Regions from separate parts of the Homo sapiens genome. Here regions 1 and 3 are each linked to region 2. The links are chromatin contacts, found by Hi-C or POLR2A ChIA-PET in ENCODE. All regions are on one chromosome and are shown on one strand. Each heading gives the region's core, a stretch centred on a gene start or an enhancer-like site at or near the end of the contact. The rest is flanking DNA. Distances are from core to core; before and after follow the strand shown.

Region 1 (2,912 bases), core at 150-2,649, 930 kb after region 2:
GGCTTACCACAGCTTCTGCCTCCTGGGTTCAAGCAATTCTCCTGCCTCAGTCTCCCAAGTAGCTGGGATTACAGGCACTCACCACCATGCCCAGCTAATTTTTTTTTTGTGTTTTTGGTAGGGACGGGGTTTCACCATGTTGGTCAGGCTGGTCTCGAACTCCTGACCTCAGGTAATCTACCCGCCTCGGCCTCCCAAAGTGCTGGGATACAGGCGTGAGCCACGGCACCGGACTATTTATTAATTTTCACCATAAACAGTTGGTACCATAGTAACTTAAAAGGAGAGCAGTGATTTTCGGCCGGGTGCTGTGGCTCACGCCTGTAATCCCAGCATTTTGGGAGGCCGAGGCGGGTGGATCACAAGGTCAGGAGATCGAGACCATCCTGGCTAACACGGTGAAAGCCCGTCTCTACTAAAAAATACAAAAAATTAGCCGGGCGTGGTGGCGGGCGCCTGTAGTCCCAGCTACTCAGGAGGCTGAGGCAGGAGAATGGCGTGAACCCGGGAGGCGGAGCTTGCAATGAGCCGAGATGGCGCCACTGCACTCCAGCCTGGGCGACAGTGAGACTCCCACTCAAAAAAAAAAAAAAAAAAGAGCAATGATTTTCTAAAAATATATTTATGAATTCGTGGGTTTAATATCCTTGTGTCTAAAAACCTTTCTGAAGGAATCTTAAATTTACATTCAATCAGTGATCAATTTTGACTATCATATTTTTTTTAGTACCTGAAATCTTCTATAATAAATTAAACAAGTAGCCATTTGAAGTGGTTGTAGTAGCTAGTAGTGTGGCTGAGGGTTTTGTGTTTACCATCAGTGAAGTCATTTTGTTTGGAATGAGGCATAATGGGACTCTGTGTTAGGGAAGCTTGCCAGAGTGAAGTCCTCGCCTTGAAGCAGCAGGATTTGTTAAAAAGACGCCAAACCTTGAAGCACTGGAATAGAATTACAGTTTTGTTGACAATGGGCTATAATGTTCTTTTTCTGGAGTCTAGCAAATAGCTATGGTAATAGAGACTTCCAGGGAGTACAGAAATGACCCTTAAGGAATTATTAGTTACCTAGCATGCACCTGTTACATATTTCTTGCATATACTTACAGCGCTAAAGAAGCTAATGTTAATTCAGTGCATGTTATGTGCCAAGTATTCTGCACATGCATTTTTGCATCTACACAACAGCTCTAGGTTTTGGTATTACTTTACCCGTTTTACAGAAGGAAGAGACTTGAGACTGACACCTATTTTATGGAAAGAGGGGACTGAGACACCAAGCAAGTAACTTGTCCAGTCTTCTGTCACACTGCAGAAGATTGGCACCCAATCGGTCTGACTCCAGAGCCTGTTCTCTGAACTGCTTTGTGTTACTATTTTACTTTAACTCCAAAGCTTATTTTGGGGATGACAGGTTAGGAACCTTGTTGCTAAGTATTCCTGTGGCATGTCTCCTTGGAGAATAAGAATATGGTCCTCACCCAATTAAGAGACATCTGAGCCAGCCTAAGATTTTTTTATTATCTGGTAGATGTCTGCCTGGATGCCCTCTGAAAACTGTGCAAATAAGTTGACCGCTTATGTCTGTGTGATGAAGAAGTAGTTTCACTTATGTTTTTCCTTGTTACTTTATAAAGACTGACACTTTGAAAAAAACATGTTTGAGAACTATTAATACAGCAGAGTGCTTCCTGACTATAATAGATAATTAAGGATGGGTAAATTTAAACAAGTTTTAAATTTACTGAGGACCTTTCAATTTGTTAGGTTAGAACAGAAGCCTTTTTTCTAATCCGAGTGCCCATATTTTTTTTCCATCTAAGACCGTATTTGAGGAATTAGATGATGCATTTAGTTTTGGACATGTTTTTTACACACTGACTTCAAGGGGCACTGATGTAGACTTGTCTTATAGTTTAGTGACTGGATTTGGAGCTCAGAAGCTGAACCTAGAGATGGAGATTTTAAAAATTTTTTACATATGCGTTTACTTAATCTGTGTTATAAACTGTTATAGCAGAAAGGACTTTGGTGGATTTTAGAGGCCCAGCTGTATATTACAGTTTTAGAGAGAGTCCTGATTTAGGAAACAAGAATTCTAGTTTTAGTTCTGTTTTGCTTGTAGACCGTGAGAACTTGACCACCCCAATTTACTAATTAAAAATGGAATCATTGATTTAGATCTTCAGTCTTGTCTGTTACTGAAAAAATTGTAAGATACCTGGGCTTTGTAATCAAAGATTATAAGAATCTTTGATATCTACAGGTGCTCCCTCTGGATCAGGTATCAGAAAATGTATTCTCAAGAATCACCTTGATGCAGAAGAGTATATAAGTACACAGGGGAGAGGAAGAGGAGCAGGAAAGATGACAGAGAATCAAAGACATGATTGAGCCAGTAAAATGCTTTTCTTTGCTTACACATTTTCAGTTTGTGGACTTCTCTATAGAAATAAGCAAAAGCTACATGCCAGAGCAAAAGTGTCTTTTTCTGCTGCAATAAGTGGCTTAGTGATTGTGGGGAGCCATTTCAGTTTTGATTTATTACTGTTAGTTGTTAGTATGTATAAGGTGTGGGTATGTTGGTTGCTTATCCTGATTTTTTAGATTTCTGAAAGACAACTGTTAAAGCACAGTAGCAGTGTGGAAGTGCTGGTACGAAAAGGTACATGACAGCAGTGGAAAAGAAAGTGAAACTTAAATTTACCTAGACGTATTCACACTGGCCATTGGCACAATGTCATTTTGCATTTATGAACAAATGGGTTTTGAAATAGCCTTCTGGAACCTAATCTTTTACAGAGAAACTTCTGTATCAGCAAACATCCCTTGATTCTGGTTATGTTTTCTTACTCTCGTTTTTCAAGCTTGTGATAATAGTTTCCTCTTTATCAGAAGTATATCAGTTATTCTTT
Region 2 (3,251 bases), core at 275-2,774:
CTATATTGGATCATAGAAACATCAGCCCACTTTATAAATGATTGGCTTTATATAAGCTACGTAAGCTGATGTTTTATATATGTATTTTTCTTTTGATGTCTTCAAAGAACCTTATTTTATTCATCTTTGTATTCTTGGTGCTGAGCATATAGTAGGTCCTTAATAAATATAGCTGTGTGAATAAATTAATTTTTTAGTTCAGTTAGTTCGTGTTGTAAATAATGAGGACTTTGGTGCTAAATATTTTCACCCTTCATGTCCATTATATCTAACTACAGAATGTTACATGGTAAATAGGGGAAAGTTTAGCAGATGAGCACGTAGTTGCAGTGAGGAGGTTAGTCATGCTTCCTTTGAAATCTTGTGTTGTGATGTGGTAGAAAAATCAAATTCAGGGGCATGTTATGGGCCTAGATGTAGATTCTTTCTGAGCTATTTTGTGGGGTGATGAAATGGTAATGAAATGTCAAGTGAAAGTACTCTAACATAGGCTTTACCAGTGAGGATGTAGTAAGTACTGGGTTCCTTTCTCCCTTATTCTTCAGATTTGCCTCTAGGCCCAGCAGGTAATTTGAGTGTAAACTCAGGAGCCTATTCATATCCACCAAATCCACACTATACAGCCTGGTGTCCAGGGTACACAGCAGAGATAGGAGTTTGCAGGTGAGGATGAGACTTGAATAATTCTCCCGTACCTGGTTCTCATTGGCTGAGGGACTGGGCATGGTGCTTTACCTATAATCCTCACAAACCATACTCAATAAGTATTATTATCTTTATTTTGAAAATAAGGAAACTACAAATCTGCGTGTTCTGCACATGTATCTCAGAACTTAAAGTATAATTTAAAAAATTTAAAAAAGAAAATAAGGAAACAGACCTGAAAGAGTCAAAATGCTTGTCTAAGGACATGGATAAAAGACAGGATGAAAAATCACAGTAGGTCTGTCTGGCTTCAAAGACTTTTTTTTTTCCTCCATTATATTATGCTGCTTTTTGGGATACTAAGAAAACATCAACAGTTTTGAAGGATTTATTATAATAGAATCTGACCTATGCTTAATTTTCTAGAATTTTAATTTTAACTTTTATATGTATGAAAATTTGAGTTCATGAAGGGAGAAAATTATAATTTAGATAACTATGATAAAATTACTTTAAAGCCTTTGAATATGGCTGGGCAAAAAATAGTACATATTTTTTGAAAACAAATATTGGTTAGGAATTGAATCAGGGATTTAGGCCAGTATGAACTACATGTTTTTATCTTTACATAGAAAAGGAATCTTAGAATATAGGATCAAGCTCTTTGGGATTATTTTGACATCGGTTTATTATTATGTGGACTCCTGGAAGGTAGCATTTTGTGCCTGAAAACATTGAAGTTGGGGATTTCTCTCGTGTACTGTGCTATGTTTATATTAGGTTATGCATGGCAGTTTGGCACTTTGTTTTGCAGATGTTCGTAATGTACAGTCTTGAATCTTGTTTCTATTTCTGGCGTGCTTTTAAGTATGACTCATGTTTTCTTGAGGCCATTCTAAAAATACAGCTAGTTTCAAGCATTAATGTAAAATATACCACAGATACCACATAGCACTGCATGATGCTTTCTTTCAGTAGTTTAGTGCAATTTCCTGACAAATTAAATATAGACATGCTTTTTGGTAAAATACGCTATACTAAAACATGAATAAGTGAAAGTTGGATTTTCTTTGAGAAGTAGATCCTCTGATAACATAATATTCATTACAAAATAACTTTGAAATTTTAATAAAAGGAATAAAACATACCATTGATACCACCAAAAAGAAGTAGAACTAATGGCTGGAACAGCAAGTCTGCTAAATTTGATGTAGCCCTGAGAGGTCCACACTTGTAGGGAAAGTCTTGCACCTGAAGCTGGACACCTGTTGAAAAGCTTTTGGAGGGACTGTAGAACATAATGACTGAAATACAAGTTTTGGACTTAAACAACTTAGGTATAAATCTTGGTTTATGGACTTAGCAGCTATAGACAAATGATACTACATTTCCAATTTTGATTTTCTTATTGTAAAATGGGAGTAATGAGTATTTAACAAACACAGCATTTACTGTTATTAGACACTGTTCTAAGTGCTTAATATAATCCTCATAACAACTTTATAAGTAAGTACAATTGTATCTATTATACAGATGAGGAAACTGAGCAGAGAGGTTAAATAACTTGATTAAGGTTACATAGCTAGTAAATAGTAGAGTTGGAATTTGAACCCAGCCAATCTGTCTTGAATCTGTGTCTTTATACAATAGGTCTGCTGCTTTCTAGAATTGTTATGAGATCCTATGTGAAAAATCGTTTGTATGTTTACCTGGTACCTGATAGGAATGCAATAAATTATAGCCATTATTAGTATTGTTATTGAGGGAGAATAAAAGCAGGGAAAATGTATTTTCTTTGTGAAGGTATGCCATAGACTACAAGGCCAGCCATGGGATTCAGAAGTAGCTTATATGTATTAAGAAACTTATGTAAAATTGGAATGTGATGATGAGAGCCTTAGATATCCTGACAACTCCTACAGACTTACTCTAAAGGTAGAACTTATTCTCTACTGATTTCCTCGCTAAAAGTTTTATCTTTCAGAAGGTAAAGGAAATAGAGAGAAACTCTTTCTCTGGGCTTAATTGTGACAAACTCATTAGTGGTGTGCAGGCAACAGAGGCCTTGAGAAAAAATAATGACTACACAATATTTCTCAACTATGGTGCCATTGACATACTGGGCAGGATGAGACCATCTTGGTCATTGCATTTACCATCACAAAATATCAGTGGTGTACCAAATTATTTCTCATTTCCCAAAGCTTTACAACAACCCAAAGTACTCCCAGACATTTTCCAAATGCCTCCTGGCAGGCCTAGAATGGTAGCAGTATGGTCACCAGTTGAGAACCACTGCTGAGTGCTAAGAATAAAGGAAGGACTGAGACTAGTCAGATGTGCCTTAAGGCAGTGTTTCTCAGTACATGTGCATCATGCTGAAGTGGAAGACACTCCCAGGAGCATAAACATGATTATACATAATTCCCAGGGCTCTAGCTTTAAATAACTCCATGCTTTTCTCTTCTACTTAAGAAAGTACACTGCTGTACAAATGTCTCTATTATGGCTATAACCTCAATTCTGCTCCAGTTTGCTTCAAAAAATGAAAAGATAAGTTATTCCTAAACATCAGCACTTTATTATACAGACAATTTATGAGGGGC
Region 3 (2,860 bases), core at 323-2,822, 900 kb after region 2:
TTCTAATTAGCCAAAAGAAGATAATCAAATTGTTAGGTTTACATTCATGTTATCTAAAATAAATTTCAGATATGGAAAATTACCTGGGGGGAACTTTCCAGGGAACAAGTGAATCTCCCGTGACTGCTCAGCGGACCTTGTTTCTTGGTGCATGGGCTCTGAATAGTCATTTTGTGTAAGTGAACTAAAGTAAGCTAAATATGACATTTGACAGGAGAAAACATGGTCTATATTTCTTTTTAATAAATTTTTAATTAACAGTTTGTAAAACCATGGAGATTATTTTTCAGTAAAAGGATAAACCAAGCAATCTTCAGTGTAAGGAATAAATAGACAGCAGGCAGAAAGTTGGTTCACAATCATTGCTGTTTTGCAGCATTTTGTAAAGTTCCTAAGTCAGTGACAGCTTGTGCTCTCAACTATGCCTCTGGTAAGCCAGAATAAACTCCCAACTAATTAACTAAAGGGAGAAAACCTTGCTAAATCCTATTTACTTTTTGTAAGATACCAGGACGAAGGCTATCTATTGAGTTGCATTTATCATTTCAAGCGCTTTGGAAGTACTTAGTGCTTTCAAGCCATTTTGATTAATTTAAGCTCTTAGAATAAATTAATAAGTATTCACCCAGAGGCCAGAATAAGTAGGTGTAGTAATATTTCAGTGGCTTGGGCACTTTGTCAGATGTATTCTGACTTGGAAGGCAGAGCTTCACTGGCCACAGTTGTCCCCTTAGGTTGGCCTTGCCACAATTGCAGTGGAGCTGTAGCAGGGTGCCTGGCACAAGAGGCTTGAAATACATGTAGAAAATTTTGCTTGAAAGGTAAGTCAAACTGTAGCTATCATTTGGAAGTAGTAGAGTTATGAACTATGATCGTACCAATACTTTTTTAAAAGGGTTTTATCAAGCTTGCAGTTTATTTAAAATCATTTTGCTTTGTTGGACTTTAAATTCCTAACATTGGAGTGTGGGTTTTTAAAAATTCTGTAAACCAGTTTAATTCACACTTATTTTTCCACTGAACTTTGAATTTTCTAGTGGATTTTATCTGTTTAGTGAACTTACAGATCTGCATCTGGCTTTGTAGTTTGCTAGCCTTTCCAGACTACATAGCAATATATCTCTTTCATATGAGGGTTAATGAGTAGCCAGATTACACTCACCAGTCCATTGTTACATTAAGAGCCACAGAGTTTGCTATCTCCCTTCCATCCCCTTTCATACTTTTTTCCTTTCACAGTTTTATTTGATATAGTAAAGCAACTTTTAAAAATTGAGATTTTTATATTTTAAAACAATATATAGTTTTTAATTTTGCTCCCTTGTAGGTTCTTACTCTATTTTATTGTTAGTTTTAAATTATGGCAATTAATATGAGCTTAGTAATGGTCTAATCAAGGTAGATCTTGCTCCTTGCCTCTTCATCCCCACTTTCCTATACCGTTTTTACCTGCAGATTTGCATGTTTGACCTAGCAGAATAATTGGGTCCACAGCAACATGGGCGTGCCTCCCTTAGAAACACTTGGTTTCATGTATGACTCATAAGCTGAAGCACAGACACCACTTCCCCAATCTACAGGAGCCATTTTAACAGCTAAAACTTGTCGGATTGCTTTTTATTTTCAAGCTCAAAAGACGATAGAGAAAGAATACTTGAAGGTAACTTGTTACAATTTTGTATGTTTGCTTCTGGCTTTTTCTTGAGCTGATAAACAGAGGGTGGTTCTTACCTGTTGAAGAACATGGCTGAATGTGTTCTTTAACCCTCTGATAAAATGTGTGTGGTCAGTCACATGCCTGATTGAACTTAATTGCTAGGGGGAAACAAAGCACTGAAATTCTGGAAAGTTTTAGATCTTCTTGCTAAAGCATTTTGTATGTCTTTGTGATTTTTTTTCTATGTAATTTAAGAATAAAAGAGGTTTTTTGTTTGTTTATTTGTTTTTAAGTACCACAAAGCAAACTAAGGTCAAATTTTAATTTAAAAAACCTAATTGTATTTTTTGGGGTAGTTGAAGTTACAGTTAAGTAAACCGTATTATTCCTGTGTGATATAGATGTTAAATATCCAGGGGCAGTGGCTTTGTTTTGGCATTTTAGCTAAGGGTGAAGTTTTGGGACAACTCAGCCATAGGTGTTGCTCATTGACTGTTATTTATTTATTTTTTTCTCCCTCTCTGTTTTTTAAAGTTAATGAAATTATATTAAATGTTTCATTTTGGAAACCCAATGGAAATTTAAATGAATTGTTATTTAGATAATAAGTAAAAATGAATATTAGATTATTTAGATAACAAGTAAAAGTGAATATTAAATAGAGGAAGAAAGACTAGAATGATTCATTTACTATTAGAAAAAAATGAAGTTTTATAATTCACACTGAAAACTTGTTCTGAGTAACAACCTTAGAAGTAAAGCTGTCTTCTAAGGAAACGTAGTTATTTCAATTTTGTGTAAAAAGAAAAAGTGATGAGTATTGGCCTTCCTTTTGTATTACTGTTCTTAAAATTTGCCTGCCTTGAATTAAAAACCTTCTGTAAATGAAAAGATTGCTCAGTCTTTTCCTGAAGTACTTGTCATTGTAGTTATGAGATTTTGGCTGGCAAGTATACATCCTACTGTGCCTTAAAGTTCTAGGTGCTCTGTAAAGATGAGTGCAGTAGTATTTTATTTCTGAAACATATTTATGAAGATAAAATTGGAATATGCAGTGATTCCAAAAAATAAAGTTTTTGGATATAAAACTTGCCAAATCATTTCTTGTTGACCAAAATGATATTTAGCTAGTTCTTTGAGAATTTGCTATGCACTTACTAAGTGCTTGAAGGCCTGTCAGATTAAAGGGAAGAGACAAAGGCA

Evidence for each region. Hi-C counts contacts between places; a loop is a spot of excess contacts on that map. ChIA-PET counts read pairs that join two places held with the same protein, here RNA polymerase II (POLR2A). Pooled maps may share reads with other maps.
Region 1: a map with no recorded cell type shows a loop between it and region 2 (5-fold over the local background). The contact joins two enhancer-like sites. A Hi-C loop is called at or near these places in 2 of 37 single-sample maps with no recorded cell type and 8 of 50 pooled maps.
Region 3: a loop to region 2 is called in a map of naive thymus-derived CD4-positive, alpha-beta T cell, with 6 times the contacts of the local background. The contact joins the promoter of ELF1 here to the enhancer-like site in region 2. A Hi-C loop is called at or near these places in 1 of 168 maps with a recorded cell type or tissue (naive thymus-derived CD4-positive, alpha-beta T cell) and 6 of 50 pooled maps. POLR2A ChIA-PET finds 5 or more read pairs at or near these places in 1 of 52 experiments (GM12878).

The regions. Positions count from the first base shown.
Region 1 is chr13:40,984,623-40,987,534 of GRCh38, reverse strand. All of the region lies in intron 1 of ELF1 (E74 like ETS transcription factor 1), which reads left to right. Among named protein-coding and RNA genes, the nearest start is that of ELF1, 33 kb to the left of the region's middle. RefSeq lists an enhancer at 2,374-2,653. Within about 2 kb of position 1,399, at least 4 of the 41 ENCODE cell types and tissues checked have a DNase peak (open chromatin) inside an H3K27ac peak, as active enhancers do.
Region 2 is chr13:41,915,029-41,918,279 of GRCh38, reverse strand. The region is part of intron 2 of VWA8 (von Willebrand factor A domain containing 8); the gene reads left to right. Among named protein-coding and RNA genes, the nearest start is that of VWA8, 44 kb to the left of the region's middle. RefSeq lists enhancers at 276-395, 1,505-1,584. Within about 2 kb of position 1,524, at least 6 of the 41 ENCODE cell types and tissues checked have a DNase peak (open chromatin) inside an H3K27ac peak, as active enhancers do; they include GM12878, where a contact is called at or near this core.
Region 3 is chr13:41,018,028-41,020,887 of GRCh38, reverse strand. ELF1 (E74 like ETS transcription factor 1) reads left to right here and starts at 1,572. Exons shown (of 9, transcript NM_172373.4): 1 at 1,572-1,660. RefSeq lists an enhancer at 1,578-1,687.